2 separate regions of the Homo sapiens genome follow, and region 1 is linked to region 2. A link is a loop called in an ENCODE intact Hi-C map of the cell type or tissue named here. Cell type or tissue: chondrocyte. All regions are shown on one strand. Each heading gives the region's core, and the rest is flanking DNA. Links, peaks and the distances in the headings are about the cores only.

Region 1 (8,000 bases), core at 1-8,000, 56 kb before region 2:
TCTGACTGGCGTGAGATGGTATCTCATTGTGGTTCTGATTTGCATTTCTCTAATGATCAACGATGTTGAGCTTCTTTTCATATGTTTGTTGGCCACAATGAATATCTTCTTTTGAGAAGTGTCAGTTCATGTTCTTTGCCCATTTTTTAATGAGGTTGTTTGTTTTTTTGCTTGTAAATTTGTTTAAGTTCCTTGTAGACTCAGGATATTAGACTTGTGTCAGGTCTAATTGCAAAAATTTTCTCCCATTCCATAAGTTGTCTTTTCACTCTGATGATAGTTTATTTTCCTGGGAAGAAGCTCTTTAGTTTAATCAGATCCCACTTGTTAATTTTTGCTTTTGTTGCAATTGCTTTTAGCATTTTTGTCATAAAATCTTTGCCCATGCCTATGTCCTGACTGATATTGCTAGATTTTCTTCTAGGGTTCTTATAGTTTTGGATTTTATGTTTAAGTCTTTAATCTGTGTTGAGTTAATTTTTTATAAGGTATAAGGAAGGAGTCTAGTTTCATTTGTTTGCATATGGCTAGCCAGTTCTCCCAGCACCATTTATTAAATAGGGAATCCTTTCGCCATTGCTTGTTTTTGTCAGGTTTGTCGAAGATCTGATGGTTGTAGGTGTGCAGGAACACAGACCTTCTTTATGGATCTAACATCTTTTAACATCCCATGGCACACTTTTGGGAAATGCTGCCTGAGGACCCTGACCCAGATGAACTAGGGCTTCTCTTCTGGGAGAGCTGGCTTCTCTGGTCCTGGGTGAGAAAGCAAGGCTCACAGTCTTCCCGCTCTTCCTTCCTGGCTGTAGGAGCTATTGTGTGGATTTCCCAACCCAAGCCCATCAACCCTGTGGGGCAGCCTCGAGGATCTCTGAATCCACCCCAGGGTTCTATACACAAGCAACAGACATTCCTTCTCCTAGACCTGCCCAGTAGCAGAACTTGGAGTTTCTAAAGGAGCAGCCAAATTACCCACATGTAGGTTGCTGGTGATGCTGGCTAAAAGAAACCCTGGCTCTCAAGTAGCCCACTAAACACTCTGCTCCAATTGATTTGATTATAAGTAAATTATTTAATTTCACCAATTTTCATCTCAACAACTACTACTATCCCTTACATAGCATTTTACAGTATACAAAATCCTTTATTTATTTATTTATTTATTTATTTATTTATTCATTCATTCATTTATTTATTTATTTTGTAGAGATGGGGTTTCACCATGTTGGCCAGGCTGGTATTGAACTCCTGGCCTCAAGCAATCCACCCGCCTTGGCCTCCCAAAGTGCTGGGATTACATATGTGAGCCACTGCACCCAGTCCTACAAAACCCTTTCAAATCCATTTCTTTGGTTATCTGCAGCCACTCTGAAATAAGTATAGCAAACGTTATTGTTATTTCTCTTCTTATAGAAGAGAAGGCAGCACTCAAAGACCAAATTACTGTGGTCCAAGTGCTGGGCTCAGCTCTGATCTGTGTATTTAAGGCTTTGCATGCTTACTTCCTCAAATATTTATCAAGGAGCTTTTATCTATCCATTATAATGAAACACATTGCAATGAAGCCGGGTGACTCCCCTTACTACAGTGAAAGGTGCATTCTGCAAAGCACTGGTAAGAAACAAATGTAGGTTTTGATAGATAGACAGACAGCAATCAAACGTTGGGAGGAGGAGACAGGCTCAAAGACCAGACAGAGGAGCTTGGGATTAGAGTAGAGAGCCTTGTTTGGTCTTTGAGCAGCAATGACTCAGTGTGTTTCAGGAAGATAAGTTTGGCAACAATTAACAGAGTGGTTTGGAGAGTGGAGAGAGAAGACTCAGGAAAGCTAGCTAGAAAGAGTTTAAATCAGTGCCTTTCAAATGTTAACGTATGTACCAATTACCGGAGGATCTCATTAAAAGGCGCTGATTCAGTAAGTTTGGGCAGGACCTTAGATTCTGCATTTCTAACTAGCTCCCAGGTACTGCCAACAATGTTGATCCATGAGCTCCAATTTGTACCATCAAGGTTTCAAATAATCTAGCTGTCAGGTAATGGGGAGTTAGACTTGGAAGATGACCAAGTGTTACAGCCTTTTTTTTTTTTTTTTTTTTTTTTATTTGAGACGGAGTCTCACTCTGTCGCCCAAGCTGGAGTGCAGTGGCGTGATCTTGGCTCACTGCAAGCTCCGACTCCCGGGTTCATGTCATTCTCCTCCCTCAGCCTCCTGAGTAGCTGGGACTACAGGCGCCCACCACCATGCCCAGCTAATTTTTTGTATTTTTAGTAGAGACGGGGTTTCACCGTGTTAGCCAGGATGGTCTCGATCTCCTGACCTCGTGATCCGCCTGCCTCAGCCTCCCAAAGTGCTGGGATTACAGGTGTTAGCCACCGTGCCTGGCCGTGTTACACTCTTAAATTGTGGTCTCCAGACCAGTAGCATCTGCATCACCAGGGAGCTTGTTAGAAATGCACATTCTCAGGCCCCATCCTGGACCTGCTGAATCTGAAACTCTGGGCTGGGGCACAAGAATCTGTATTTTAAGAAGCCCTTCAGGTTATTCCCATGCACAGGCAAGTTTAAAAACATTATGCTGGAAAGCCTTAGGATAGCAAGAGATAAGAGTTTAACTGCAGAATACTGGGAGGTCCTCACTACTGGGCATCCCAGAACTCTTTTCTATGATGTGATTTAAGACACTTCTGCCATTAAAAGTCATTGAGTTGCACAACATGTGAGTGCACGTAACGCCATTAACTGTCCACTTAAAAAGGGTTTCAGATGGTAAATTTTCTGTTACGTCTTACCACAATTTTTAAAAATTATGTGATGCTAAGACCAGTCCCCCCTCTGGCTGCCTTCCTGACAACTATTTACTGCTAACAGAGCTAAGCAGATGCCTGTATTGAGGGGGGGCTCCTTCCTTCCCACTAGAACATTCACCTGGTGGCCAAGTGGCTCAGCACCCTGGAGAAGAAGCTGGAGGAGCACAGTGAGAACAGCCACCCAGAGTTCAGGGTCTTCATGAGTGCAGAGCCAGCACCCTCCCCTGAGGGCCACATCATCCCCCAGGGCATCCTGGAGAACTCCATTAAGATCACCAATGAGCCCCCCACGGGCATGCATGCCAACCTGCACAAGGCCCTGGACAACTTCACTCAGGTACGGCCCCGGGAGGGAGGCAAAAACAGCAGCACACCTCACAGTCAGCTGATGCAAACTGGTGGGGGGAGAGCATGCAACTCAGAAGGGAGTCGGGTGCTGGTTGGGCTACGGAGCAATGCTGATGTGGGTAAAATGTTCCCACCTGATGCCCACTCAGGGCAACCCCACTCTCCATTGCCAGATAACCCCAGGGGAGTAGAGCTCAGGACATTTCTTTGGCAAGAGATGTGGGGAAGCCTTCTGCAAGTTTACTGTTACCTAATATTCCAAGATGAAGAAGGGCACGTTGTTATACATCTCATTGATAAGATACACTGGGTCACACACTGATGGGCTATCTTCAGGCAGAGAGATGATACTGTCAATCAGATGATATCACTTGACGTCTACATGAATCTTGAGTATCAAGGGTTCAAAGAATCCAGGTGTTAGGTAGTGGGGATATGGATTTGAAATGTAACTGCATGTTAGACCCCCTAAAGTATGGCCCCTGGACCAGCAGCATCAGCATCACCTGGAAACTTGTTAGAAATGCAGATTTTTCTGTCGTCCCAGCTACCTGGGAGGCTGAGGCAAGAGAATGGCGTGAACCTGGGAGGCGGAGCTTGCAGTGAGCCGAGATTGTGCCACTGCACTCCAGCCTGGGCGACAGAGTGAGACTCCATCTCCAAAAAAAAAAAAAAAAATTGCAGATTTTTAGGCCCCAATCTGAAACTCTGGGCTGGGGCCCAGGAATCTGTTTTAATGAACCCTCCAGGAGATTCTTATACACAGTCAAGTTTGAGAATACTGTGCTCCAGAGAGACTCAGAATATCAAGTGTTCAAATGCAGACCACTACGTTTCCATTATGGGGAATTTCAAGGCTTATGTTGTAGCGTATTTATTTGAAGCCAGGTCCAAGCCCGTGGTGGCCAACTTTGTATATGAAGTTGTACTGTCAAAGTCTGCGGCCCAGGCCTCTTTGATCTTCTCAAGAAGGCACTATTTCTTTTTGGTTCTCTCTTGGGAGTTCCACCTCCCTGGGCAGGAGAGTACCCAAAGGCCTGAATTGTAGCAGAGTGGAGGCCATCGGATCACCTTAAAATCCATCTGCCACACCACGCCTGGGTGGAATTCAAGGAGAGGGTTCCAGCAGCTGCTAGGGAGGTTTTCTTCTTGGTTGTCATCTTGTCATAGTACCAGTGCATCTCAGGTTTCCCAGAAGCCCTGCCAGCTCACATGTGTCAGATGGGTCATGCAGGTTATTTGAGATGGGCCATCCAACAGGATGACTGTGCCACCTAAACCAACATAAACCTTTGGGGTCTGGTTTAAGCCTAAAGTAAGATGAAGACCATGTAACAGTCAGAGTCTCAGAAGATTTTACTGACTGTGTGACACCCTTGTAGTGTAGGAGTCCAGCAGCCCAACTCTGGGCGGGAAGCTTCCACAAAGATTCAAGGAGCAAAACACATTCAGTACCCCCTGTACTCTTTTTCCCAGCTTAACTCCCAGGCAGTGATTACACCTGCTAAGGTTCCACAACAGGCAAGAAAAGCATGGTAGGAAGGGAAGATATTAGAGATGGTGCCATGGCATGTGCACCCACACCCCACACCCCGGTACATAACATTCTTATTGCATGTCACCCTGATCCCCATCAGCTACATTAGTGAACTTTATTAGCACATCCGTATGCATAAACTTGAACCCTAAACCAAACCCTATTATCACCTGAATCTAAACCTTAATTCAATGCTCAGCTAACCTGACCCTTCCACACGTTCCCCCCAGGCTGTAGTCTCGCTGTAACTCAAACCCAAACCAGAATATATGGTAATGTTTTCCAACACGAACCCTGATTGTAACCTCACCCTAGCCAGCCCCGTATAAGAGAAGTTGTGTGCGAACCTTAAAAGCGACACTCTCATTTCAGGACACTCTGGAGATGTGTTCTCGGGAGACGGAGTTTAAGAGCATCCTCTTTGCTCTTTGTTACTTCCATGCGGTGGTGGCAGAAAGACGAAAATTTGGGCCCCAGGGATGGAATCGCTCATACCCCTTTAACACTGGAGACCTCACTATCTCTGTGAATGTCCTCTACAACTTCCTGGAGGCCAACGCAAAGGTAAAGGCCATGGACATTCAGGGACCAGCCAGGTTGGGAGAGGGTTAAAATTATTTAATTTTGAGGGGTGAATCAGAGGGGTCTAGGATGGGGCCTGAGAATGTGCATTTCTAACAAGCTCCCTCGTGATGCAGATGCTGCTGATTCGGGGACCATAATTTAAGAGTGTAACACATGGTCATGTTCCAAGCCCCACTCCCCATTACCTGACAGCCAGATTATTTGAAACCTTGATAGTACAAATCGGAGCCCATGCATCAACATCATTGGCAGGACCTGGGAGCTAGTTAGAAATGCAGAATCTCAGGTCCCACCCAAACTTACTGAATCAGCGCATTTTAACGAGATTCTCTGGTAATTCGTATGCACGTTAAGGAGGGATGATGCAGTGCTATCCTACAGAAGGGGCATGAGCACACAGAAGGGCTGCACCCCACACAGGTGGGATGAGGCAGTGCCAACCCCAGGACTAACCCAAAGGCTGAGAATAGTACAACTGTGAGGTGAGAGCCATGGACGCTCAGGAAGTCTAACTAGAGACTCACACAGTGAGTCAGTCCCATGAGAGTTTGTCCCGGGCCCCACCAGACCATACCTATGTCTTCACAGCATGGCAGGTAGACTGTGATCAGCAGGAAGAGACTTCACACTCGCCTGATATAAGTTCCCAAACTTCGCTAACAATCAGTGCTCTTCCAGTTAAGGGAATATTCACCTCGTCAAGGTTATTCTAGTTCAGGAGCCAAACACAGAGTCAACAGGGCCACCACCTCTTCCTCGTGGGGAAAACGAACCAGGCCCAGATGCCCTGAGAAATCCTTCTGTCTCCAGCCCTTGGGCCTGGGAAGCCCACTCAACAGTAATCTTTCATTGCTGGCTTTCCTCCAGTGACCTCCCTCCCTAAGTCTCACACCAATGAACTTGTGGGCTTTGTTTATTCCCTTTGAACTTTCAAAGGGGACAGTTAATCTTGTCATTAAAGGCAGAAAATTAGAAAAGTACTCTGGTCCTCACTTTTCTCCATTTGACATTCACCTATTTAAAGAATTTCTAGGTAGAGCCTGCCTTCACTGTCACAGTTAAAAAGCTTGAAAGAGGGAAGGCATATATATATGGGGCGTGGGGTTGGCAACTTTCCTGTCTTCACTCTTTGATGTAATTCTTCAAGCTTTTTTTTTTCTTCTTTTTTTTTGAGATGGAGTTTCGCTCTTGTTGCCCAGGCTGGAGTGCAATGGCATGACCTCAGCTCACCACAACCTCCGCCTCCCGGGTTCAAGAGATTCTCCTGTCTCAGCCTCCCGAGTAGCTGGGATTACAGGCATGCACCACCACACCCAGCTAATTTTGTATTTTTAGTAGCGATGGGGTTTCTCCATGTTGGTCAGGCTGGTCTTGAACTCCCAATCTCAGGTGATCCACCCGCCTCGGCCTCCCAAAGTGCTGGAATTACAGGCGTGAGCCACCGCGCCCGGCCTTCTTCAGGCTTTTAATGAACTCCCCAAACACCCCTAACCCTGCTGGGCACTGAGGGTATGGAGAAAAATAAGACATTGCTCTCAATCTCAAGAAGCGTCCCTCTCTTGTGGCTTTCTGTGCTGCCCAGATGGGAGGCCAGCCCCGACGCCTGTGTGGAGGTCTTTCTTCCTTCCTCTCTTTCTTTCCCCCATCACTCAGGTCCCCTATGATGATTTGCGCTACCTGTTTGGAGAGATCATGTATGGAGGCCATATCACAGATGACTGGGACAGAAGACTCTGCAGAACCTACCTGGGGGAATTCATTCGACCAGAAATGTTAGAAGGAGAACTGTCTTTGGCCCCAGGGTTCCCACTCCCAGGCAACATGGACTACAATGGTTATCATCAGGTGAGACTCTGCTCTGTGCTTCTGATGTCGTGAGGGTGCTCACAGGGCCCTGGGTATTCCTCCCACGCCGACCTGCACCACCAGGGAAGCCTCTGCTGGGACATCACCATGGGCTGCAGGCAGGGGCTGAGGCAAAAGGGCTTAGACAGCTGAGCTCATGTCAAATCTGGTCCTATGCCCCAAGCCTGCCCTGTTTAAGTTGAGAGATACGGGATTTCTAGCCTCAAATTAATAATCAAATGGAGCCTTTGGAGATCTTTCGATTCTTGATGATTGGTTCAGTCATTCTGTGTGTTGCTGTTTTCTACAAATAACATCTGGGACAGTTATTTGGTTGTTTTCACTTGGGATGTTGACAAACCCATTTTTTTTTTTTTTTTTTTTTTTTTTTTGAGATGGAGTCTTGCTCTGGCGCCCAGGCTGGAGTGCAGTGGCGCTATCTCTGCTCACTGCAAGCTCCGCCTCCCGGGTTCACGCCATTCTCCTGCCTCAGCCTCCCGAGTAGCTGGGACTACAGGCGCCCGCCACCAAGCCCGGCTAATTTTATTTTTGTATTTTTTTTAGTAGAGACGGGGTTTCACCCTGTTAGCCAGGATGGTCTTGATCTCCTGACCTCGTGATCCGCCCACCTGGGCCTCCCAAAGTGCTGGGATTACAGGCGTGAGCCGCCGCGCCTGGCCTGACAAAGCCGTTTTTCATGGAGCAAAATTTCAGGCAAGACCTTAGCCAACTTTTGGTAAAGTTTCTGTGGGTGATTCTAAATATCCCTGGAGGAGCATGGTCTTGTGCCAAGATCACTCAGGTCACTCACCCCTCCCACTCCGTGTTGGTGGCTATGAACACAGGCACATACCGCATACGTATGCCACAGTCAGCA
Region 2 (16,463 bases), core at 4,057-12,056:
TTCTAACTCATATGTCAAAGAGAGGGTCATCATAAAACATTCATTTTCTTTTTTTTTTTTTTTTTTTTTTTTTTAGGGCATTAGTAAGTGAGAAAGAAAACTACCATATGGCCCAAATGTTCAAACTCACTTCCCCTGTCCTGGGTTCAAGGCTAAATGGTTCAGCTCTGGAGCTGAGGATTTTTAAACAACACAGGAGTACTCATAAAGTGATCACTCCGTAAATAAAGCCACATGTATTTCTTAAGGACCAGGAAAAAAACAAGTATATTATAGGCAACTACTGCTTTTAAAGTGATTTTTATCTGATTATATATAAAAGATAAATATGGTAACTAAAAAAAAAAACTGAAGAGAGAGAAATATATACAGAAGAAAACCAAATCCGCCTCAATCTTACTACCCAGAGATAACAACTATGAGCATACATTTCCTTTCAGTCTTTTTAATTTAACCTATATGTATGCAGGTATATGCTATTTTCTGACATAATTTGTGTCATATTGTACATATAGTTCTATATCTAGCTATGGAGCATTTAATTGTGAATGGTGGCATTAATCAATGTAATATAGAGTCTCCCTCTCCCATTCATAAGACGCCCAAAATCTGTGAAATGCACGTGTCATTTTACCACAGCTGCAATGCAGCGGGGCTTTACTATAAAAGTGAATCCCTTGATCTGTGCTTGAATCTAGTATTTACATGCCCTTTATTAAATCACACTAGCAACTGGAAGTTTGTTTTTCTCATCGTAACTTGGGTTTTTGGTTATAGTACTTAATGATGCAAATAGAAAATTTTTATTTTGGTGGTAGGATTTTCAACTTTTATAAATTATTTTAACTATATAGATCTAAAGATGCCATTTACCTTTCTCTTTCACATATTAGTGTCTTTTCAATTGTCTGCCAGGGATCTAGACATCTTCTAGAGAGCTAGATCTGAACTTGTTAAGTCAAAAAGCCTTAGAATGTCCCTGAATCTAAAAATAAAATAAAATAAAATAAAAGCCTTAGAATATATTCCTCTCAAATGGCAAAGGTACTTTCTCGTGTTTTTAAAAAAGCCTTTATAAATATCATTTTAAAGAGCTGAGTAATGGCCCATCAAGAAGATGTCATAATAAACATATAATTTGTTCCCCTACCATGGAAATCTAATTTGCTTATTGTGTTTTTGCGACTACAAATAATGCTGTGATCAGCAGTTTTCTTCATAAGTTTTTGCCCACATTTCTCATCAATATCTCAAAGGAATTTCTCAAAGTAGAATTACTGTGTCAACGGGCATAAATATTAAGGCTCTTGACACCTACTGGCAACCCAACTTCCAGAACAACTCTGCCATCCTCTCATATGTGAAATTGGGCAGAGGGGGAAGTGGGTATTCAATACTTAAATATTGAATATTTTTAAACTTATGCCATTTAGATGGATGAAAAGTGGTTTTTCATTGTTTTAAATTTTAATTCTTAAGTTATGAAAGGATGAATCTTTATCACATTTATGAGCTATTTTTCATACTCGAAGACTGCTGCCCATATTTTACTGGGAAAGCACATTTTTCTTATCAACTTTCTTTAACTCTTTCTATATCAACAAAAATAATCATTTATCTGTCATGGTCATGAAAACTTTTTTTTTGAGATGGAGTTTTGCTCTGTCACCCAGGCTGGAGTGCAATGGCGTGATCTTGGCTCACTGCAACCTCTGCCTCCCAGGTTCAAGCGATTCTCCTGCCTCAGCCTCCCAAGTAGCTGGGATTACAGGTGCCCGCCACTATGCCCAGCTAATTTTTGTAGTGTAGTTAGATGGGGTTTCACCATGTTAGCCAGGCTGGTCTCGAACTCCTGACCTCAAATGATCCCCCCGCCTCAGCCTCCCACAGTGCTGGGATTACAGACGTGAGCCACCGCACCAGCCTGATCATGCTAAATTCTTATACAGACCAGCATCTCTTTTCTAGGCTCCCTTTTCTGTTCTATTGATCTGTGCATCTATTTTTATATCAGAATCACACTATTTTAATGATTTTTTACCTTTATAATACAACAGACAATATTTTCAGATCTAACATTCATGAAACATTCTTCTTTCAAAACATTTTTTTAAAACTATTCTTGCATGTTATATTCTTCCAGATAACTACTTTAAAAACTTTAATCCTTTGGATTTTTATTAGCAGGGTAAGTATATGGCTTTTTGAGACTGCCCCCTGCTGACCTGTTTTAACTAGGAGCTGTTCTTCCATATGGTCAACTATAACAGCATATTCACTCTCTATATTGACTTTTGCCCCTGATCTGAGTCCAGATTTGGTAAACTGGCAAACTGTTGTATTTTTCAAACCAGGCCTTTCCCATTTGGTTACTGTGACTTCCACAATTATTCTAGGTCTCCTCCCCGGACAGCCCGACTCCTGCACTGACTTCCTGCAGACTTCTCTCCTCCAAGTGTTCCCTTCCTATCTGTCCTACACGTTGCTGCCGGATTCATCTTCCTAAACCTCTTTCCACATATCCTCTTTTTTTTTTTTTTTTTTGAGACAGAGTTTCATTCTTGTTGCCCAGGCTGGAGTGCAATGGCGCGGTCTCGGCTCACTGCAACCTCCGCCTCCCAGGTTCAAGCGATTCTCCTGCCTCAGCCTCCCAAGTAGCTGGGATTACAGGTGCTCACACCATGCCCGGTTTTTTGTTTTTTTTTGCATTTTTTGTAGAGACAGGAACCTATAATAGCTTTTTTTTTTTTTTTTTTTGCCTATCAAGGCAGGATGACCCTTGTAGACTCCTCACATCTGGTTAAAGGCAGTATCTAATGGGACCATGTCAGCAGAGGTGGGATGAAGGAAAAACAAACAAACAAAAAACGAGTAGGAATATAGTGAGCTATATATAGCAAATAAGGTCAGACTACTAGGAGCTATATGGGAAATCTCTGCAGCTTCCATTCAATTCTACTATGAACCCAAAACTCGTCTTAAAAATAAATCCTGTCCAAAAAAAAATCCTACTGCAACAACCTCCAAAGCAATATTTTCAACCTTTTCTGACTACAACCCACTATAAGTTCTATGGACTAAACTGTGATCCCCCAAATTCATACGTTGAAACCCTAGCCCCCAGTATGATGGTATTTGGAGATGGGGCCTGGGGCCTTAGGGAGGGATTAGGTCTAGATGAGGTCCTAAGGGTGGAGTCCTCATGATGGGATTAGTTTCCTGTCTCCTCCTCTCCCTCTCTCACCTCCCCCTCTCCCAGTCTCTCCCTTCCTCTCCGCCTCTCCTCTCCCCAACCCCCCTCTCTGCTATGTGAAGACACAGCAAGAAAAGCGAGGTCAGCAAACCATACTGGCACCCTGATCTTGGACTTCCCAACCTCCAGAAATGTGAGAAATAAATGTTTGTTGTTTAAGCAACTTAGTCTATGGTATTTTGTTACAGCAGCCCAAGCTAAGGCAGTAATCGATATATTAATATTGAAACACAGTACATGCACACATATTTTAAACAAATATTTCCTGAAACACTACCCACCCCTACATCTGATATTTCCTCTTCAATCTTATTGTGTTTTTTTTTAACGCTGGTTGTAACTCTATCAAATGATTTCACGACTCACTAATTGGTTATGCAATGCAGTTTGAAAAATTCTGTTCCAGAAGAAATCCTTGTGAAATGGCCTGATAAATACGTTGTGTAAAATTAAAATCAAATATCTCAGCTAATGATTGCTCTCTCTGTGGTATATTAGCAAAAGAAAATAATTAATTAGATGCCACTGGGGAGAAAGAATGGCTTGCCCTACAATTCCCATCCTTGGTCCTCTTCTTCCTCTAAGGTTCTGGGATTTACTGTATATATAAAAGTGTGTGTGTGTGTGTGTGTGTGTGTGTGTGTGTGTGTGTGTAGGTTTCGCAATTAGTTTTTACGTAACTTCAATGTTTCAGAAAAAGTGTAGAAAGCAAAGAATGACTATTTTACAAGATAACAAGTTAAGATTTCTTCTTCCCTAGTCTTAAATAAATTATTTATACGAAGTATTTGTTGATGCTGCTGTTTTAAGAAGTGTTAGGTGCATAGGGATTAGATAAAACATTTTTTTCTGTTTGTTTTATGTCTAGATACTCTAACTTCTTGCTAGGAAGGGTAATAATGGCTGCTACATAATCCTTTGCAATGAAATTCTACTCTATTTGTATTGGTCTTAATTTGTGTGAATCTTAATTCTTTCAGAGAAAGAAAGCTAAAATAACAGACAAGATTAAAGGCAGCAGGTCTGATGTGTGGTCTTCCTTCCATAGTTAAATATGTGTCAACAGCCCTATAGCCAGAGATAAGTAGACTCAATCTCAATAGTTAAATCAAACCAATCAGATCATGGCTAGTTATAACCAACGTAATAGAATATTCTGCCTCCCCTGACCTCCTTCACCACCTCCCCAATCACCTCCAATTTAATGACAGGCAGTCAGAAATGATTCCAGACCAATGAAAGATTACTCACCTATGCAGGTGGGTCTTGGGATCTTCTCATTGACATGAAGGTATATTCCTGCCAGCTCTTCCCCAAATTCTATTGAATTAGTCAGGTCAGATTTGGGATGGGAAATGCCTGCTATAGAGAGAAAGATGTATGGTGGGCCTGGATGAATAGGGAAGACTGGGAGCTCAAGCTGTGTCTTTCAAAGGAGCACCCTACGCATGAGGGAAAATATGAAGGCTCTGGACACTTGCAGAAACTCACCTTAGAACAGTGTGTGGAGCTTGTAAGACACCAGTACTCACAGGATGACCTTGACAGATGGTAAAGGCCATGAAAAGAAGAGTCTAGGCAGGTGGACAGAAAGGTCTGTAGACTACCTGGCAGGCTGGTGTGAGAATCATGATGGGGATCCCACCAATGGTTGGTTGACAAGTGTGGTTTAGTAGAAAAGAGCATGGACTCAGAACCAGCCACAGCTGAGTTCCATCATAACTCAGCCCACTTATGAGCTATGTGGCAGTGGGTAAGTATTTGATCTGACACTCACTTTCATCAGGCTTAAAATGAGAATACCATCATCAATTTCATAGATTAAAGAAGTTACTCCGTGCAATGTACCCACAAACAGTTCCTGGCACACGGAATACTTTCAATACAAGGAAGTTCTTACTGTTAATTCTGCTAGCTCCAACTTGCCCCAGTTCCCAACTGTGTCCCTAACGATTTCTTTCACCTGGCGATTTTCAGTTCAGCAGATGTCTCTATAAGTGCATGGAAAATGCCTCACAGTTTTCCAGTCCTTCTACCTCCTTCCATCAGACTAACCCACACCCTCACCTCCTGAGACCATTTTCCCATAGGTCTCCAGCATGAGATCCCAGTATTGCTCCTTTTGAGTGGAATCCAGTTGTCTCCACTGTTCCTGGAAAAAAAAAAAAAAAAGCAATACAATACCATGACTCCAATGAAGGTGTTTGAACCTGCCTTCCCTGCCTAAAGGAAAGCTGAGAAGACAGAAACGTGCCATAGGATCCTGGCCATCGCAAGACCTGAGAAATCCCAGCAGAGTGGTTCAAGGGACAAAGAGGCCAAAGGGAAAACAACAGTCCCTATATCAGTGTTTCTTTCCTTGGTAAGAAAACATCTAGGCTTTACATTCTGCACCTCTTCAGGTGAATTATTTAAAAGTGGAGAACGTATAGAGGGCAGGAGCCTTTTCCATACTATTTGTTTTTATTTGGGTTTTTTTTTTTTTTTAGATGGAATCTCACTCTGTCGCCCAGGCTGGAGTGCAGTGGAGCAATCTCTGCTCACTGCAACCTCCACCTCCCAGGTTCAAGCGATTCTCCTGCCTCAGCTTCCCGAGGAAGCTTGGACTATAGGCACATGCCACCGTGCCTGGCTAATTTTTGTATTTTTAGTAGAGATGGGGTTTCACCATCAGGATGGTCTCGATCTCCTGACCTTGTGATCTGCCCGCCTTGGCCTCCTAAAGTGCTGGGATTACAGGTGTGAGCCACCTTGCCTGGCCGGTACTATTTGTTTTTTGTTTTTGTTTTTGTTTTTTAACTCAAGTGCTTGTACTAGACGTCTTTGAGGAGGAAGAGTCTGATAGTCCCACTATTTAATTAAAATCAGGAAATTCAAAAAGCAAAGAAAGAAGTTAAAAAGGAATCTGTTGGAAAAGCAAGTGCGAATCAGTAAGATGTAGTTAAGAGTCAACTGCATTGTAAGCTTCACCCTGAAACAAAGATTGGTATATTCAGAGAAGAGAGAGATGTTATAGCCATACTTGAAATATCTTAAAGTTCTGCATTTAGAGTCTAACATTAAATTAGTTTTCTTTCCAGATAGTGGAAAACTGGTAGGTTCTCTGGAGCAAGGTGTCCCAATCTCCAAAAGAAGCCCTGCTTTTCCTATGAAACGACAGACTGGAGACTCAAAACTGGGAATACCATACAGCTAGGGTCTGCTTTCATGAATTCAAATTTCAGTCTTCTACCAAGAAGCTGACTATTAGAAACTCAGATTGTATAGCAAAGGGATTAGCAGCCCATTTTTTGGAGTCAGACGTACTGAGTTTTAAGTCCCAACGTTGCCACTTTCTAGCTGTGCAACCTTGAGCAAGTTATTTAACCTTCCAGAGTTTCAGGCCTCACCTAATGATGGCACTGAACTCAAAAAAGTGTTGTGAGGTTTGAGATAAATAATGCAAGTGTCACCTGTTTTCATAGCACACTGTACTTTTTTTATTTATAGTATTTATCCATTTATTAACTATTTATGTGTATGTACAAATGTATGTGCACACATGTAAGTATTTGATTAACTGTTGCCTCTACTAGCAATGTAAGCTCCATGAGAAAAGGACTCTGTCATCCTCTCCATTGTATAATACCTTCCCAGTTCCCAAGACCCTGTCCAGGACAGAAGAGGCACTTGATATATGTTACCAGGGTGAAATAAAGCCCTTAGCAAACAGGTCCTCAGTAGATAATATATATTATTACCATCACATGCAGTCTCCCAGTCTCACCCCAAGGGTTTGCAGAGAGAATTAAGGGATTCTGCACACTTTCAGAAACCGCAAAGTGGATAGACATGAATAGCCAGGCTTCAGGGAATAGAAATGAGGAAAGGAACTACAAAGTCATCCTCCTACTGTACACAATATACTGTTTGGGGAAGGCACTCTCTGATATGATTTGGCTCTGTGTCCCCACCCAAATCTCATCTTGTAGCTCCCATAATTCCCATGTATTGTGAGAGGGACCTGGTGGGAGATAACTGAACCAAGTGGGCAGTTCTTTCCTGTGCTGTTCTCATCATAGTGAATAAGATAACATCCGATGGCTTTAAAAATGGGAGTTTGCCTGCACAAGCTCTCTCTTTGCCTGCCGCCATCCTTGAAAGATGTGACTTGCTCCTCCTTGCCTTCCACCATGATTGGGGGCCTCCCCAGCCATATGGAATTGTAAGTCCAATTAAACCTCTTTCTTTTGTAAACTGCCCATTCTCAGGTATGTCTTTATCAGCGGTGTGAAAACGGACTAATACACTCTCAGTCCTAAGTCAAGTCTGCCCCCTAGCACATCAAAGGGAAGTGGAAATGGCTCAAGGAGAAAAGAGATACCAAAAACTGTTCAATTAGCAGGTGCTAAGCCAAACACACAAACGAAAGAGGGTTTGGACTTTTTTGGGTGGGAAGGATAGGAAGCTGAAAAGCGACCTCAATATACTGAATTACACAGTCAACTATTAACTATAACCACATTTTTAATGTGAACTTTAATTTAAATTTTTTAATTTTTAAAGTATAAACAGCTAGCAGCTTATTCTGTTAATCTTCTGTGAATGCAGCTATTTTAACAACCTCCTGAAAATAATCACTTGAGCAAACATTGCTGAACACAGGAGTTCTCAGTCTTTGTGGTCAGAACACATGGACCTTGGCTTCAGTGCTAGCAGAGAAAAGGATGCACTTGCCAAGCACAGTAATATCTGCCTGGCTGCCTGGCTTGCTGACACAGGATCTATTCCATGAACACCAGAACAGTAACTACCAAGAAGAGTACAAGGCAGAAAAGGATACAGCCACCAAAACCCCCAAGGGTCAAAATCAGCTCACTCAAAAACCAGAAAAGTTGCTTCAGGAGCACTAACAGGGTACCTCCAGCTTAAAAACACAAATTTACTCAAGAAACTGCCAAGAAGCTGGGTACTTCGAATAAAACCTCCTACTGAAGAGGCAAGACGCCAATGGCAGCCAGCTTGCCTCTTTCTCATATTTAGAAGAGACGGAAAAACCTAACTTTCTATCCTGAAAGACAGACACATGGGATTTGATGGGAAAATTCTATTTTTGTGTGGAACTGGCACCATCTTGTGGGTTTATAAGATATTACAACTGACTTACACTTAGTTACACGCTGTTCCTTTCCTTTAAGTCTGAAAACAGGGGAAGGTGAGTAAATGCACTGCTGGAGTCTATGTGAGGTTCCAACCGAGTCATGGTTTCCACTAATGAAATAACTACTGTGTACTGATAGTAATACCGTATCATTATTCTGGCATTATTTATGAAGTTCCTCACTTATTTAAGAGATTAGAGGGAGTGATTAATTTAAAAATTCCTTTTACTTCCAAAGGATTCCATTAAATATCAAAGTCTTTCTGATGCAAATAATTGCTGTTAGTTTGGAGGGGATATTCAGATTGGGTAGGGACAACTTTTGTTCATTTGACTTAAATGGTTGCTAACTAGTTATCATCTGAAGGTAGGGAAATACAGACACACATATATATGTAAATACGGTTGTAAAAAACAAATTGGTGCTGATGAGCATTTTAAATCTTTTGACTTTAAGTTATCCAGAACAGGTGAGGATACTCTGTACCTACTACAGAAACAACAATAATCCTCCAAGCCTGGTTGACATATTCCACAGAACACCCAAATCTTTTTCACCAAGCAACATCTTGCTTAACAATTTGGTTTCTGGGCACCTTGAAAGCAGGCAGAAGGGTACCTTTGATTCACTAAAAAGATATTTCTCTCCCCTGCCACCTCCCCATCCACCTTCCCCCAGAGTAAACTATGAAATTGGTATTCTAGTTTTTATATATCTGAGCCTGGAGAGCTGAAGCTCAGACCCTGGTCTGAAACACAGCATTACCTACTGCCTTCTCTATTTTCATATTCACGCTACAGCAGATTGCAAGGCAAGTCCCAAGAGGAGTTCCTTCAACGTTTTAAATGATGTTTTAATTAAGATGTATAGGTTCGTGAAAAAAAAATTTTTTACAAAATACAACTTTTCAAAATTGTTAACTAAATATCAACATAAATCTGTCCCAGAGACTTTTATGTACAAGCAAAAATGAAGTATTAGGAATTGTTGAATTTACCTTCTGCCTGAAACAACTAAAAATGGGACAAAATGTATGAAACAATAGTTTTCAGACATTTCACATTACACAAGCAGAGCAGAACAAGATCCCTGAAAGTGGGAAAGCAAATTCAGTGAGCTCTAGTTATCCAAACTTACTGCCTAGACAGAGGATCCAGGCAGCAGCACAGGAAGGGAAACCCAGGCTGAGCCAGGCAGCCTCCCTGAGTTGAGCAGAAGGAGCTCAGAGTCTGGAAATGCCAAGATCCTTAGAATCGACAGGGTAGAAAAACTGGAGAGAAGGAAACTGCACAAAGAGAAAGCTCCAGAGATCTACAGAGCGTCCCCGCAAAGTCTGGAAAATAACCACCCAAAAGAATCAGAGGGAACAATCCCCTGAGTTCACACAGTGCTGGAAACAGTTCGTATTTCCACCAGGCAAAGTGGAAAACCTGGTATATGAAGGGGCATCAGATTACTCAGAATACTCAGAAGGGAAGTGCCTTAGCATGGAAAGAATAATCCTCGACTAAATGTTTCTCTGGTGCCATGTAATAAACTGTGTCCAAATAACTGCACCCCATAGCAAAGTTCAAGAACATTTATAGTAATACAAAAATATATAGCACCCCACCAATGTGATACCCAATCAAAGATTACCAGGCACGGGCAACATAGTAAGACACACAAAAATTTAAAAATTAGCCAAGCAGGCCGGGCATGGTGGCTCCCGCCTGTAATCCCAGCACTCTGGGAGACCCAGCTGGGTGGATCACTTGAGGTCAGGAGTTCGAGACCAGCCTGGTCAACATGGTGAAACCCCATCTCTACTAAAAATACAAAAATTAGTCAGGCATGGTGGCACACGCCTGTAATCCCAGCTACTCAGGAGACTGAGGCAGGAGAATTGCTTGAACCAAGAAGTCGGAGGTTGTAGTGAGCTGAGATCGCGCCACTGCACTCCAGCCTAGGCAACACAGCAAGACCCTGTCTCAAAAAAAAAAAAAAAAATTAGCCAAGCATTGTGGCACATGCCTGTAGTTCTAGCTACTCAGGAGGCTGAGGCAGGAGTATGGTTTGAGCCCGGGAGGTCAAGGCTGCAGTGAGCTATGACTGCACAACTGCACTCTAGCCTGGGAGACAAAGTGAAACCCTGTCTCAAAACAAACGAAAAAGACAAAGATTACCAGGCATACAAAGAAGTGGGAAAATACATCTCATAATGAGAATAATCATTGATCAAAACTGACCCAGAACCAATGCAGGTAGTAATCAGTAGATAAGGATATTAATACAAATACAACTATATTCCATATGTTCAAGAAGCTAGAGAAAAAATTGAACACATTAAGTATAGACATGAAAGATACAATAAAGCCCCAAATCAAACTTCTAGAGGTGAAAAATTCATCTAAAATGAAAAATATACTGGAAGAGATTAACAGCAGATTAGATGCTGTGAGATGAAAAGACTAATGAACTTAAAGACATCAAAATAGAAACTGTCCTAAATGAAACACCAAGACTTCAAAAACAGAATGAAAAATATACTGGATGAGATTAACAGCAGATCAGATACTATAAAAGAAAAGATTAATGAACTTGAAGACAAACAGAAATTGTCCAAAATAAAAGACCAAGACTTCAATAACAGAATGAAAAATATACTGGATGAGATTAACAGCAGATCAGATACTATAAAAGAAAAGATTAATGAACTTTAAGACATACAGAAATTGTCCAAAATAAAACACCAAGACTTCAAAAACAGAAAAACAATCAGTAAGCTGTGGGACAACTTGAAGAGCTCTGATACATGTATATACATTATCATTATACACATTCCACAGGTATTATTTCCCAAGTCCTTAAAGGAGAGGAGAAATAAGCGAGACAGAAAAAAAAATGCTTTAGAAATAATGGCCAAAAATTTTCCAAGTTTAGTGAAAACCATACACCCACAGAGCTAGGAAACTCAATAAATCCCAATTACATGAAATGTGAAAATGACTCCAAGGCACATCAAAATCAAATTGTTTTAAAAAATGAGAATACACTGAAATAAGCAAATATATATATATGTATATATATACACATTATATGCATAAGAACAAAGATAAGAGTACATTTGGCATGATTCTATTTTTACAAAACTCTAGAAAAAGTAAACTAACATATGGTGACAGACAGCAGATCAGAGGTTTCCTCAGGATGGAGAATGGGGTGAAGAGAAGCAGGAGGATGAGATTATAAAAGGTAAAAAGTTTCCTTTTCATCGCTTTTGTACGTCAGCTCACCTGAGGTGCTGCTGGGAGCAGTGAGGCTCCGAGGTCCTGGTCTCTGATCAGCCTTTCCTCCAGTCGGGCAGGCTGGGAGGCAGCCAGGGCTGAAGTGAGGAGAGGAAGTTTTCAGAATCTGGATGTCTTCCTTAACCACTCCCCAGAGGGCGCAGATAACAATCTTCACAAATCAGAACAATACCTGAACAATACCTGTACTGCCATCTATATTTCAAGACTTGTGTTTATCTCCCTGACACACTCCAACCCCCTCCAACATTCCAGTCTCACCCATATGTTCTCCCACCTCCTTCCTCAGAGCCAAAATCCAAATGGTCTGGCCCAGTCATAAAGCAGTTTAAAACACAGACTTTGACTCTCCAAACAAGAGCGGTTTATTTAGGTCTAACCTGTTTGCAAACCTCTCAGGGATACGCCAATCTGAGCAGCATACCATTTCAACTCACTTAGGCCTACTAATCACAATCCCAAAATCTCTCCAAGAGAACACCACACAGCACCATCCTCACCTAGTTCTGCTTCTGTGTCAGATTCCTCTTTCACGATGTGGCTCAGAAGCTCCCCAGGCCCTGAGGATGAATTCTCAAGTCCCAACTCCTGAGGCACCACTTCAAGATGGGGCTCCACTTCCCCCACTTGGCAGCTTGGAGATTCCATCTTCTCTGATAAGATGTCCTGTCCTAGAACCTGGATACTGATCTAGAGACCATATATTAATTAGTAATTACTGAAGAATCCAGAGTAAGGATCTCTAAAAGACACAAAGCTTACTCTCTACAACAGATCATAAGACAATTTCTAAGGATGTGGAGAAAGAGAAAACCAGCTTTTATTTCTAGTCCAGCAGGAACCAGGGAAAGAAACGTCCCAAAAGACACCAAAAGCTGAGGCCCGAATCAGGCGTGGGAGACCTTCAAGACATGCCACTAACGTGCTTCTACTGGATATGCGCCACCAATGAAAACTCAGGCATCTTTTAAATAACTTCTCAAACATTCTAGTCTAAAGGTGGAATGCGCTGGGAGACTTTACCCTCAATCCTCAATAGCTAAAGAGTGTTGAGAGTCAGAGAGTGTTAGAATTACGTGAGGTATGGGGGAACCCAGCTGTGGTATAATAAGAAATACACATTTAGTCTTTGTCCCCAGTTCCCATTCCCGCAGAGCTCCTAAAACCCTGGTAATTTCTTGAGGGACAGGTGAAAGAAGAGTCTTTGTTATTCATAAGGAGCCCTTCTCAACCACACCTGAGTTTATGCTAGGCTCCTAGATAGCTTCAGGATGGGGGCTGGTTGCCAGAGGAACCAACCTTGAGATTAAAAGGTTGGAACTTTCAGTATCTCCACCCAGCTTCTGAGGAGGGGAGGGCAGCTGGAGATACTCAATCACCAACGGCAAATGACTGTATCAAGTGTGCCAAAGCAGTGAAGCCTCCATAAAAATCCCTAAACCATGAGGTTCAGGAAGCTTCCAGGTTGGTGACCTCATGGAGGTACTGGTAACGTAGCACGCCAGGAGAAGCATGGAAGCTCCACGCTCTTTCCCCCACACCTTGCTCTATGCAGCTCTTCTCTCTGGCTGTTAATGAGTTGTATCCTTTAGAGTAAGTCAGTAACAGGAAGTAAAATCCTTCCCTGAGTTCTGTAAGTCATTCTAACTAATTATCAAACTTGAAGAGAAGACTGTGGGAACCTCCGAATTTATAGCCAATTTGTCAGAAGTACAGGTGGCCCCTGGGACTTGTGACTGGCATCTGAGAACAGGAGCAGTCTTGGATTGAGCCCTGAACCTCCAGAGTTAGCTTCAGAACTGAATTGCTGGACACTGTACTGGTGTTAGAGAATCACAGAATTGGCCATTGGTGTGAAAAGCCCCACCCATTTTGTGTCATAAGTGGTATCAGAAAAAAGACAACACACCTGATGGGACCAGAGAGGAGCCCTGTGTTTCACTCGCAGATCATAATACCCTCTGCTTACCCATTGCCACAGTCTCTGGGGGTCCCCCTTCAAGCTTTCCACAAGGGTCACTGCCTCTTCTCCACTTCCTGGACACTGTTTCCGCACCCACATCTGGATCTCCCCAGGCAGGATGGTCAGAAACTGCTCCAACATGAGGATCTCTAGGATCTGCTCTTTGGTGTGAACCTCTGGCTGTAGCCACTGGAAACAGAGCTTCCGAAGTTGCTTCAAGGTCTCATGAGGCCCAGACATCACCTGGTAACGGAACTGCCTGAAAAGCTGGCGTGCGGTCTCAGGGCTGGAGAGTTCCTCTTGAAGGGCAGCATCTGATTCTGAGAACTGGGAGTCCTCGGCCTTCGCCAGCGATGGCAGCAGGCCTAGGGCCTGCCCCAAGTCAACGGGCATTGTCCAGCCTGGCAAGTCCTTTTAAGTAAAGTGCTTCTGCAGTGGAATTGTCTCCGGCAAGAACTAGGTCTTCACCAGGACACTAAAAAGGGAATGAGATTGAGTGCTACACAGAGGAAGGGGACACATTTTCAGAAAGAACAAATTCACATGCCCTACCCGAGAAGCCATGGGGTCAACTATGGAGCTTTTGAAATTGCTCAATGGATACACGATTCTATTTTGAAAGATTATAAACTTGAAGCCACAAAGCAAACTACTGATACTGTATCTAAACAGCCACCATTTCCCTGCCCATTTTATAATGTTCTTTCTTGGTCTTCAAATGTCCAGACAAAATGAAGAATAAAATGCACCATACGAAACTTTTTCACTATAGGTTTCCAGGTAAACGGCTCTTCTACAAAACACTTCTACATCTTCATCTATATATCTGCATACTAAAAAATAAAGCTGGAAAAAGATATTAATGCCCTAGGAATAAAAGCTAATGCCTACATGCTTCTGTAATAAATAGGAGGTTAAAGAGAACAAGTTAAGTCTTCCAAAAGGTACCAAAAGTACTTCCAAAAGTATACCAAAAAGGTGTAATGAAACTTCCAAGAGAGGTCTTTTGAGTGCCATATTAAAATAGGTCTATTTGAGAATTTATGAAAAAAACAAGTATCATACCTGACACTTTCAACCTTGGGGTTAAAGAGGGTGAGAAGGCTGGGCATGGTGGCTCACGCCTGTAATCCCAGCACTTTGGGAGGCCGAGGCAGGTGGATCACGTGGTCAGGAGATCGAAACCATCCTGGTTAACACGGTGAAACCCCGTCTCTACTAAAAAAAAATACAAAAAATTAGCCGGGCATGGTGGCGGGCACCTGTAGTCCCAGCTACTCAGGAGGCTGAGGCAGAAGAATGGGGTGAACCCAGGAGGTGGAGCTTGCAGTGAGCCAAGATCGCGCCACTGCACTCCAGCCTGGGGGACAGAGAGAGACTCCGTCTCACAAAAAAAAAAAAAAAAAAAAAAAAGAGGGTTGAGAAGACTAACTACCTTGAAAATACTCCTATGGTGTTGATATAAATAATCACTATTTTATGTGAATGGTATCAAATTTTAGAAGATCACAACTAAGACAGTAGAAAGAGAAATATTAAATCGCAAATAATATTATTCTAAAAAGGATCATCCACTACTTCTAGTTAACTTTCTTGCAAGTAATCACAATATAGGATTACTGGGTAAATCCTTAAATGTTATGAAGAATTTGGTGGTCATCATTTCTCCCTAAGACTAATCACAGCAATTTTTAAAAAAAGATACCCCATCACTTGAGGATCTGGCTTAATCAGAGATCAGTACAATACTCTAGCTTTTTGTAGCTGCTTATTTCTTAAGGTGTAGGAAACAATGTCTTCATCCTTACCGTTTCACCAAAATAATTTATCCGACATTGGAAAATCATTTAAAAACTAAAAAAGAAAAACAATTTTTTTTCAAGGGCCTGAGAAAGGAAAAAGCGAAGTCAAAAGAATTACAGTTGACCATTGAATAATGCAGGAGATAGGGGCGCCAACCCCCCACACAGTAGAAAATCCATATATAACTTCTGATTCCCCAAAAGCTTAGCAGTCTATTGACTGATGCCTTAAATAGTTGATTAACATACATTTTGCATGTTACTGTATTTTTGTGATAAAGTAAGTTAGACAAAATATTATTAAGAAAATTATAAGGAAGAGGCCAGGCCAGGTGGCTCACGCCTGTAATCCCAGCACTTTGGGAGGCTGAGGTGGCTGGATCACAAGGTCAGGAGATCGAGACCATCCTGGCTAACACGGTGAAACCCCTTCTCTACTAAAAATACAAAAAATTAGCCAGGCGTGGTGGCGGGCGCCTGTGATCCCAGCTACTCGGGAGGCTGAGGCAGGAGAATGGCATGAACCTGGGAGGCAGAGCTTGCAGTGAGCTGAGATCGTGCCACTGCACTCCAACCTGGGCGACAGAGCGAGACTCCGTCTCAAAAAAAAAAGAAAAAGAAAATTATAAGGAAGAGAAACTACATTTACTATTCACTAAGTGGAAGTGAATCACCATAAAGGTGGTCACCTTCATCATCTTCACACTGAGTAGCCTGAAGAGGACAAGGAACAGGAGAAGGAGAAGGAAGGGTTGGTCTTGCAGTCGCAGGAGTCACAGAGGCAGATGAAAATCCTTGTATAAATGGACCCTTGCAACCGTAATCCAATACCAAATGTTTTTTATGTGGTCCTCATTAAATTTATTTTTTGCTTAAAAAGAAACCCAGGTCTGAGCGCAGTGGCTCACGCCTGTAATCCTAGCATTCTGGGCGTCCAAGGCAGGGGGATCATTTGAGGTCAGGAGTTCAAGACCAGCCTGTCCAACATGGCAAAACCCCATCTCTACTAAAAATACA

Evidence for each region. Hi-C counts contacts between places; a loop is a spot of excess contacts. Peaks named below come from ENCODE experiments on the same cell type or tissue, not always from the same donor. Only the 100,000 strongest peaks of a DNase experiment are listed, where the experiment ranks them.
Region 1: it touches region 2 in a loop (4-fold over the local background); 3 of 110 quality-filtered maps call a loop at or near these places.

Annotation. Positions count from the first base shown.
Region 1 is chr17:11,926,949-11,934,948 of GRCh38, forward strand. DNAH9 (dynein axonemal heavy chain 9) reads left to right here. Exons shown (of 69, transcript NM_001372.4): 63 at 2,918-3,145; 64 at 5,066-5,257; 65 at 6,932-7,123. Among named protein-coding and RNA genes, the nearest start is that of ZNF18, 67 kb to the right of the region's middle. RefSeq lists an enhancer at 1,515-2,087. In chondrocyte, for the core only: no CTCF peak of the experiment used is centred there; a DNase peak (open chromatin) is centred at 3,123.
Region 2 is chr17:11,978,793-11,995,255 of GRCh38, forward strand. ZNF18 (zinc finger protein 18) reads right to left here. Exons shown (of 7, transcript NM_001303281.2): 2 at 13,651-14,119; 3 at 12,182-12,371; 4 at 11,670-11,758; 5 at 5,321-5,405; 6 at 4,505-4,615. The coding sequence starts at 14,037. Among named protein-coding and RNA genes, the nearest start is that of ZNF18, 10 kb to the right of the region's middle. RefSeq lists an enhancer at 12,499-13,153. In chondrocyte, for the core only: CTCF peaks have their summits at 8,344 (motif pointing left) and 8,568; no DNase peak of the experiment used is centred there.